Regions from separate parts of the Mus musculus genome. Here region 1 is linked to region 2. Evidence: chromatin contacts called from ENCODE POLR2A ChIA-PET data. All regions are on one chromosome and are shown on one strand. Each heading gives the region's core, a stretch centred on a gene start or an enhancer-like site at or near the end of the contact. The rest is flanking DNA. Distances are from core to core; before and after follow the strand shown. Region 1 holds the start of Pdlim7 (PDZ and LIM domain 7). Region 2 holds the start of Lman2 (lectin, mannose-binding 2).

The links. ChIA-PET counts read pairs that join two places held with the same protein, here RNA polymerase II (POLR2A).
Region 1: POLR2A ChIA-PET joins it to region 2 with 17 read pairs in Patski. The contact joins the promoter of Pdlim7 here to the promoter of Lman2 in region 2. POLR2A ChIA-PET finds 5 or more read pairs at or near these places in 2 of 5 experiments (Patski and embryonic stem cell).

Annotation. Positions count from the first base shown.
Region 1 is chr13:55,510,932-55,515,656 of GRCm38, forward strand. It overlaps Pdlim7 (PDZ and LIM domain 7), which reads right to left and starts at 2,515. Exons shown (of 13, transcript NM_001114088.2): 1 at 2,436-2,515; 2 at 1,381-1,487. The coding sequence starts at 1,476.
Region 2 is chr13:55,359,597-55,364,303 of GRCm38, forward strand. It overlaps Lman2 (lectin, mannose-binding 2), which reads right to left and starts at 3,187. Exons shown (of 8, transcript NM_025828.3): 1 at 2,792-3,187; 2 at 2,525-2,643. The coding sequence starts at 2,993.

The DNA.
Region 1 (4,725 bases), core at 1,265-3,764, 150 kb after region 2:
CACTCCAGGGCAGGACTCAGCGGGTGGCCCCACCCACAGGTTAAAGCTGCTGACAAAGGAGGCCAGGGGCCAGCAGGGGCCAGCAGAGTGCCCCCAAAAGGCAACATCTGCAGGGCCTTCCTTACCAATGAAGAAAACTTAAGACCTACACTACACTGGCCAGCACTTTCCCAGAGGGGAGGAAGAAACCCGTAGGATGTACGCGTGGGGGAAGGGTCTAGATAGCCCTTAGTCATCCTGCTGGTTGGAGCAGATTCCAAAGCAATTCCAGAGAAGGATTCTGGGAAGAACACAGCATGCATGCCTGCCTGCCCTGTCCACCATGTCTGGCTCCCACAGAGAGAACCAGCCTTGATACCCTACTCAGGCTGGGCAGTGCCTGGAAATTCTCAGGCCCCTTTGGGCTGGGCTTGCCCTGGGCTTCCTGCCAGCAGCTGCCTGCCTACACAGTGGCTGGGTGGGCCTCTCTAGGCAGGCGGATATCAGGGAAGGAAGTCCCTGCCCCCTTTTTGACCCCCTAGGCCAGTCAGAGATACCAAGCTGGAAGGCTGGGCACAAAGTTTGCTTTGAGTCCTACTGACACCAATGACTGAGGGCCAGGTAAGGGGCCTAGACTTAGGCCAGCCCTCTTGGGCTCTGTTGACTAGCCACTGCTGGCCATCCCAACTGGGGCCCGCATTCTTGGGCTTATAAGGTAATCCCCCTGCCTCAGGGAGGAGTCAGTTCCCAGCTCCACCCTCCTCACCAGGGTGGACTGAGGAATGGGAACAGGAATTCTACAGGCCAGCCTCACTACACCTAGGCTTGGGGTCAAAGGCCACACAGCCTGACTAGAGCCAGCTGACTGGGACTCAGTCCTCACACAGGGCGGGAAGAGTTCCCCGTTGGCCTTGACCGTACAGAGAGTACAAGCCGTTTTTGTGCCTCAGTTCAAACCCTTGCTCTGCAGTGGACTTACTGAATGGGCTCCTCCAGCCCACCAAGCTCTGTCACTTGGGGAAACAGGATGACAACTGCTATTCCTTGAATAACTGGAATTAAAGTTACATCCTGCTGGGGACCTGGCTCCACAGGCTGCTCTCCTAGCTAAGTAAGATACTTCTTGGAGACATCAGCCTCCAATACCGAAGGAACAGGCTCCCCCTTGTCACTCACAGATGGCTTGGTGGGAGAGCATCAAATACCATGTCAAAGTAGGGAAGTTGGGAGTGCCTCTCTACTCTCCACCTAGTTGGGAGTCCTGGTAGTTAAGTGTCCATTTGGACCTGGATACTCCTGCCTTATTGGTCCTGGCTTGCTCCTGCTGTTTCCTCCCATGATCCTCTGGAAACCTGAGCACCCAAGAACCCTTGGGGAGTTTGTTCCCCCACCTAGGCTCACCCGAGAGATAGAGAGGGGCACATTGAAGTCCTTGCCCCCTTGCAGACGGAAGCCCCAAGGGGCTGGCCCTTCCAGCACCACCTTGAAGGAATCCATCGTGCCTGCTCCTGTGAGGAAGAAGAGAAAGTGTCTGCAATGCAAATTGGCAGGCAGGTCCAGATCTGGGCACTAGCGTTGGCCAGGCACCAAGAAGGCACGGGCGGACGCTCAACACACACAGGCACTGGGAGGCAGGTATCTCAGCTGGCTTGGCTGGGCTCCTGGCAGGCCGACCTCTCACAGACAACAGACAAGGTGGTTCCCCACCCTGCCCCCTGCCACCGGGAGGGCCTGGAGAGGCCTCTCCGAGCTCAGGTGCTTTTCTCTTCCAGGGGTTGGCTGTGGGGCTAATTGGCACTGCTTTGCCCAAGCTAACCTGGAATCTCAGGAGGGTGGCGGGGTGAGTCAGGGGCCAGCTCCCCCTCCTTCCCCGGGTCCCGGCAGGCAGGCCGCCGCCGGAGCCTGCTCGGACTATATAAGGCGTGTAAGCTGACACTGTAGAGAGCCCGAGGAGGGAGCACGTTAGGGGCTCGGGATATGAGGGGGAGGGGTGGAGAAGGAGGACGCTGGAGCGGGTCCTAGCCATTTTGGGACAGGTCGAGGCTGCTGGTGGTCAGGGCGGGACCCCTGGTCTCTGAAAGGGGAAAAGAAAAACGGGGTACTGGTCCTGTAGAGAGCGACGGGGGCCGTGTCCCTTACGCACGGCCAGAGAGGGGATCCTTTCTGGAAGCCAGAGAAAGTGGTGCCACCCACGCACGATGCTCCCTTGCCAACATGACTCTGTTTCCCTTCGTCTCCCGCCCCAGCCCCGCGCTTGGCCGCGTCCCCACCGCACACAGTGGCGCAGGCGCCAATCAGCCCCACTTCGCCGCAGGAAGGCGGGGGCGGAGGCTGCGGCCGAAGCCAGCCGAGGGAATCTGGCACTCTTCACGACCACCCACGCCCTCCCCAGCGCCTCAGCGGGCCATAGGACCCCGTAGGGTGCAGGCCAGGAACCCCCTCGCGGACGCCGGTACCTGAGTGCCCGCCTGGGCCGCTGCCTGGCAGCCTCCGGGAGCAGCGATGGGATCCGCCGCTGCGCTCTGACCCCGCCTCCGCGGACGCCGCGCCTTTTGAGCCCGCGGAAGGGGGCGGAGCCCTAGGCCACGCCCTCCCCAGGCCAAACGAGTGGACATCCCGGGGTCGGTGGGAGGCCCCACCCAGTCAAAAAACCCTGAGTCTCCAGGAGAGGGAAGGTGAGATCGGGCACTTACCCTCGCCAGTCGGGTCGCTGCCCAGCCTGTGCCCCGCTTCAGGCTCTCGCCCAAGCCCCTTGCGCCTCCCACTGGCGGAGTGGAGGAAAGCATCCGTTTGAAACCCCAGAGTTGATTGATCTCTCACCGTATTCTCTTGTAGAGGAAAATGGCATGGTAACACTTTTCTGTTAGGGATACTGTTAGAGGTCAATATTGTCAGCATCATCAGATTTCAGATTCTCTAGGAACTGGAGAAGCGAGATAGGGTAGTTTCAAGTTAGGCTTCCTGGTGTTCGGGATGTAGCTTAGTGGTGGAGCTCAGTAGCTAAGCTCTCTGGAGGCCCTTGTTTCAGTCCTCAACACCAAACCCAACCAAAGGCTTGCAGGATATAACAAACAAGTAAATACATACATAGTAAGAGCCAACGGGGGCGGGCTTAGCGCCACTTGTTGTCTGACGGTGTAAGTAGAGTCCACAGCCATGGGACTTCCACCCAGAGCCCCCAGAACCACTATTGGAATGGATTGTTTCCCATTTAACCCCAGTCCAGAGTACACAGTTCTTCCAATGCGGTTGGGATGGAAGGGGCTGCCACGGAGTGTTCTCAGAGCCCCTGCTTTAGCCTCGGTCTTAGCCAAGGGTGGGCAGAAGGAAAAGCTGAGCTCTCCTGAATGTTTGAGTCAGTAGAGAGGTGCACAGCCTCCCCTTGCCCAGCCCCCCCATCATCACACCCCCTCTTCCCCATCATTGTCCCAAGTACATAAATTCTTATGGGAGTTGTCATCCTTGAAGAAATCCTCTTCAGGTGGGTCTCTGAGTTCAAGGCCAGACTGACTGATCTATGTAGTGAGTTCCAGGACAGCCAAGGCTACACAGAGAAACCGTGTCTCGAAAAACTGAAGAAAAAAAAAAACCAAAAAAACAAAACCACCCTCTTTAGCTATCTGCTATGCTTCTGTCTCCATCACGTTTCCCTCTTTGTCCCTCGTCCCCTATACTATTGACTCTTTCTCCAGGTCTTCTATGACCTCAATTAAGTCAGCTGCAGCCTTCAGGTTTCATCCTGTTCTGACAGGAATGCTGGTCTACACCAGGTTGATCAGGGGTTTTTTCTTTTTCCATTCCTTCATTTCTATCTTCTTCTTCCCACCCCCACCCCCCCAGATACAGCGCCTTCTTCTGACCTCTCTAGGCATCTGGTGCACACATAGCGCACATATGCATGCAGGGAAAACGCCCATACGCATAAAATAAGGTCTCCTTGGGTAGACTGGCTTGAACTTGCATGGGTTCCCAGATCTTCCAGCTCTTCCCTCCGGAGGGCTGAGATCATACCAAGCCCAGCAGCTTCCTCATCTAAAATCCCAATCTTTCTAGCTTCAAGGCTTCCTTCCCTCTATAACACTTCATCGGCCTCCAGTCTTTGGCCATTTGGTCATGAAACTCACACCTTAAGAGCCCTTACTCTCCTTTGGCTTTCAATAACACTGAAAATGGTCAGCCCGAGCTCTTTCCTCAAGAACTGCAGACACCAATAATGTATACCTTGTCTACGTGTCTGCCAGGAAGGTTTCTCAAACAATCCAAGTTTGTGCTTTCTTCTCACTCCTTCCTGGTCTCAGCCAATGACATCATTCACCTGGTTGGTTCCGCAGAACCTATGAAATTATATGTCTCTTCTCATCTACATCATCTCCCGATGTTCTCACAGCTAACCCTTGCTGCTGTTTCACCCATACACATAAAATAAGGTCTCCTTGTGTAGACTGGCTTGAACAGCAGCAGCTAACTCTTGCTGCTGTTTCACCTCCATCGAATGCTTCAACACCTACGAGCCTCCTTGCTGACCGCCCCGCTATCACCCTTGCCTCCCCCCACCCCACCCCCCAGTCTTCTTGCCGTTGCGGATGTGATATTCTTAAAACAGAGATCACACTTCATCTTTTTAGCATTCCAGTGGGCTCACACTCGATTTAAAATAAAACTAAAATCCTTAAGACCTACCCAAGACTAAGAAACTGGGTCAAGTGTTGGGCCTGGCAGCACAGGGCCTGTGTAATTCCAGCTACT
Region 2 (4,707 bases), core at 1,937-4,436:
CAGTAACAAATTCAGAAGCTTAAGACCCCCGCTGCTGCCTTTCGCACAAACACACCCGACACAAAACCCACCCCGACACAAAACACACCCCGACACAAGCAGAGGCCTCTTCAGCCCTCCATGCCCTGTGTTCCAGACGTCAGGCACTTGGAAGCTCAGAAGGCAGGGGTACTCATGAAATGTTTGCTCAGCCAGTGCCTCTCCCAGATGGAATACAAATGAGGGAGACTCAAACAAACAAAACAAAACTGGAGAAATCACCTTGGCTGTTCTGTCAGGAGGATGTATTTCTTTGAAAACATTAAATAGAAACGTCTAAGAGTTCCAAGCAATTTCTCTCAAGAACTATAAATGCTCTCCATCCAAACATTTTGTTTTGGTTTTGTTTTTTGGTTTTTCGAGACAGGGTTTCTCTGTGTAGCCCAGGCTGTCCTAGAACTCACTTTGTAGACCAGGCTGGTCTTGAACTCAGAAATCCGCCTGCCTCTGCTGGGATTAAAGGCATGCGCCACCACGCCCGGCTTCCACCCAAACATTTACATCCATTATTTACAAACCATTAGGGTCCAGCAGCAAAAGTCCAGGAGCTGAAGAAAGGATGGGTGTAACGCAGCCAAAGCAAGCGCAGAATGCCCTTGGTCCATGACATCACCAAGTCACCATGCTAACCTCCCACTACTTACAAACCTAAGTTAGATTCCTACCTTGGATGTGTCTGTTACATGTGGATAAACCCAATTCCTAAAAGTTCTATCATATTTTTGGGTGGGGGGGGGGTGTTCGAGACAGAGTTTCTCTGTGTAGCCCTGGCTGCCCTGGAACTCACTTTGTAGACCAGGCTGGCCTGGAACTCAGAAATCCACCTGCCTCTGCCTCCCAAGTGCTGGGATTAAAGGCACACTCCACCATCACCCGGCCAATATTTTTATCTTGCTTTTTACAAAACAAAATGTAATGCTATTAACTCATTTATGTGAAAAACACAAGGCTACATCACCACCTAAAAAAGTAGCACTCCAGTTATCCGTGCAGTTCAGGAGTGAAACGCTTGCCTTGCCTGTCATGCATAGGTCCTGGGTTCAATCTATTGCACCACAGAATAAAATAAAAAGGGAAGAACAAAAAAAGTATCTGAAAAGCCTAGCCAGAATGATGTGACAGACTGCGACTTGGGGACATGAGGTTTAATCGAGCACTTGGTGTGCGTGGCATTTGAACGCAGACGTAACAGATGAGAAGTAACCAAGGAGCAGTCACGAAGAACCAGGAGGCACTGTCCCAGACAGAGTGAGCAAGACCAAAGCCCCTGAGGGAAGAAGGCAACCAGGCAGACAGGCTGGAACAAACTGACAGAATGACTGGAGATGTCAGTCATGGAGGGACACGCTGTGCTGAGAGAATGTAGTTTTCCATTCATGAGAGAGCTCAGGCTCTAAGGGACAGAGCCAAAGCTGAAGGAAGAGGGTAACCACAGACGCCCCTAGCAGCACTGTGGAGGCAGGAGGCAGGGAGAGAGGAGGTGCTGCGGGGACGAGCCAAGTGAGGCAACACAAGGACAGTGTAGTCTCCCAGAACTAATGGCAAAATCAACCAGAAGGGCCAAGAGAATACAGTGATGGAGAAAACTAGGCCACTGCTGACAGTAGAGGGAGAAGGGAGGGTTAGACCAAGCAGGCTAGAGAGAAGCAGGTTTCTTTTCAAGCCATGGCCTATCCCTAAATCACTTCTTTTCTCCCCTTGGACAACCTACACTCCTTGGTGTAGACATTGCACAACACTGTTACCACACCAAGGCAATAACATCTCTGGCTCCCTGCTCTCTAAAGGCAAAGGCCACAGCCAGTAAGTTCAGTGTAGATATAGCTAACAAGACTCTCAACCTAGCACAGAGAAAGGTAACTAGGACTGTTAAATATCTTGAAGGGGGGTTCTCCCATTGCTAACCAGGAGGCATCGGGTGTATCAAGGGAATTGATAAGAGTGGAGATCAGAAAGATCAGTTGAAATACTGTTTATTCTATTCGGTGGCTATATACTACCTCAGCATAAAGTCACGAAATCTATTCATTCCAAACACCTTGTTTGAGAACTAAATCTGGTAAGGTTTGGCAAGGTCAGTACCCTACACACAGTAAAATAGGCCGTAAGGATAAAGTTTCGCCCTTCCCTCGATTAAGTGGGTTCGATTTAGTCTGACAACTCCACTCATTTCTTGTTCTATGACTTCAGGGATGTTCAACTCTGCACCTTGGCTTCTTGCTTCGTAAGCCATCAAAAAAGCAGACATCATTACTTACCTTGTGTGATTTCTGAAGAAAGAGGTGAAAGTGTTTTAAGAGTCACGCACACTTTCTGACATACAGTAACTATACAAGTCGCTCTGAACGATCTGTGCGACCAGGACAGAAAAATCGGCAGGACAAGAAAAAAAAGGAGCACGTGTATCTACTAAGCTTGGTTGCTGACGAGGCAGGGACTACTGTGTCAGTGAACGGTCATGTTCAGCCTCTTGGGAGAGCCTCACCTGGTGGTTCCAGATCGAGCCCTCTTTGCTGCGCTCGTCCGGGGTCAGGCGCACGTACTGGCTCGTCAGCATCGTGCTGCCTTGGAAGTCCCAGAGCGGCATGGAACTGGAACCGACCCCTGTGGGCAGAGACGGACGTGGACAGGTGCTCAGAGGGCCGCGCCAGAAATCTACTGCGCTGCGCTGCTCTGCTCGACAGAACGGGCCATGCCCTCCTCCATCCCACTTCGGCCCGCGTCCTCACCCTCAGCTACAGGCCTCCCTCACCTTGGTAGGGCTTGATGAGCGAGTGCTCCCGCTTGAGGTGTTCGCTGTTGCCGTCGGTGATATCCGCAGCCACCGGCCCCAGCAACAGAAGCAAATGTAGAAATGTCGTGGGGCTCGGGCCGGGGCCAGGAAGCCCAGGCCTCCCTGGGCACCGCTGACCCCAGCCCCAGCCCCAGCGCCAAAGCCAGGCCTCGGCCGCCATTCTCCTTGTTCTCTCGGCCACTTCCGCCCTAAGACTTCCGCCTTCCGGGTGTCTTTTCTAATGGTCTCCGGCCGGAAGCCCTCCAAACTAGGATCACAGGAGAGTTAAGAAGGAAAGCCTCGCCGCCAGCGGGATGGCAGCCTTATTGGCTGGCCAGCCTCCTATCCCAGTAGAGCGCGGCTCCATAACTTTGGAGGTTCCTGGTCGCCTGACAGCCGGCCACGGCCGAGGGTTCTCATGAGCGACAAGGGGATCCAACCAATCATGGAGCAGCACGTTAGGCTTGCAGGCCAACGAAATGCAGAGGTCTCTCCTGGGACGGGGGAAAGCGAGCAGCGTCGTCGAAGCGGAGCATGCTGGAACTTGTAGTTTCGCGGTCTGCTTGTGCAAGCCGAGCACCCTGCTCAGTCCTAAGCTTCTGAAAAGATGGTGACTTTGAAGTGACCTTTCCAGTACAGTGGGAAAGCCTCACTGGAGTGACTCGGTGGGTGGGGCAAATCCTTTAGGCCACCTCAAGCTAGTACCACGCCTCTGGAGACTTAAAAGAGGCCAGTTATTTGAGGACCTCCTCTACCCCGCAATGACTCCAGCAGTCAGATAGAAGCAGGAGGAGCAGATCAGATTCTGACCTGGAACCTCAGGGAACGCCGGAAGACATCTGACTCCAAAAAGTATCAGTTCTTGTTGACACACCAAGTGTGTGTGGAAGGACCCAGGACAACTGGCTCCGGATAGTTGAACACTGTGGTCTCTAGCCCAGATACCATTCTATTGTACCTATTAATCTACTTAGGAAAAAGTTTAGTTGCCAGTACTATTTTTATTTTTTTTTAAAAAAAAAAAAGGAGCTTAAATTTACCTTAGAAATCCTGATTTCAGGGGCTGCAGAGATGGCCCAAGGATTAGGCGTACTTACTGCACCAGGCTGGCCTTGAACTCACAAAGATCTACTCGCCTCTCCTTTCTAAGCACTGGAATTAAAGACATGTGCTATTTATGCATGCCTTCCAATATACTTTAAATCATCTCTAGATTACATGTAACACTTAACAAATTGTATGTAATAGTGATGTTGATAGGAAACCCCAAAAAAGTTTGTGTTCAGTAAAAAGTGTGCTGGCTAGTTTTGTTTTGGTTTTGATTTTGGTTTTTTGAGACAGGGTTTCTCTGTATAGCCCTGTCTATCCTGGAACTCACTCGACAGACCAGGCTGGCCTCAAACTCAGAAATCTGCCTGCCTCTGCCTCCCAAGTGTTGGGATTAAAGGTGTGCACTATCACCGCCCAGCAGAAGTGTGCTGGCTAGTTTTATGTCAACGTTTCACAAGCTAGAAAGGAAGGAACATTTGAGTTGAGAAAATGCCTCCATAAGATCTGGCTATAGGGCTGGAGAGATGGCTCAATGGTTAAGCGCACTAACTGCTCTTCCAGAGATCCTGAGTTCAATTCCCAGCAACCACATGGTGGCTCACAACCATCTGTAATGAGATCTGATGCCCTCTTCTGGTGTGTCTAAAGACAGTGTTAGTGTCCTCATATAAATTAAATAAATAAATCTTTAAAAAAAGATCTGGCTATAGGACATTTCCTTAATTAGTGATTGATGCTGCAGTAAGGTCCACTCCATGGTGGGTTGTGCAATCTCTGGGCTGGTAGTCCTGGGTTCTATTAAAAAACAAGCTGAGCAAACCAGTAAACAGCACCCTTCAACAGTC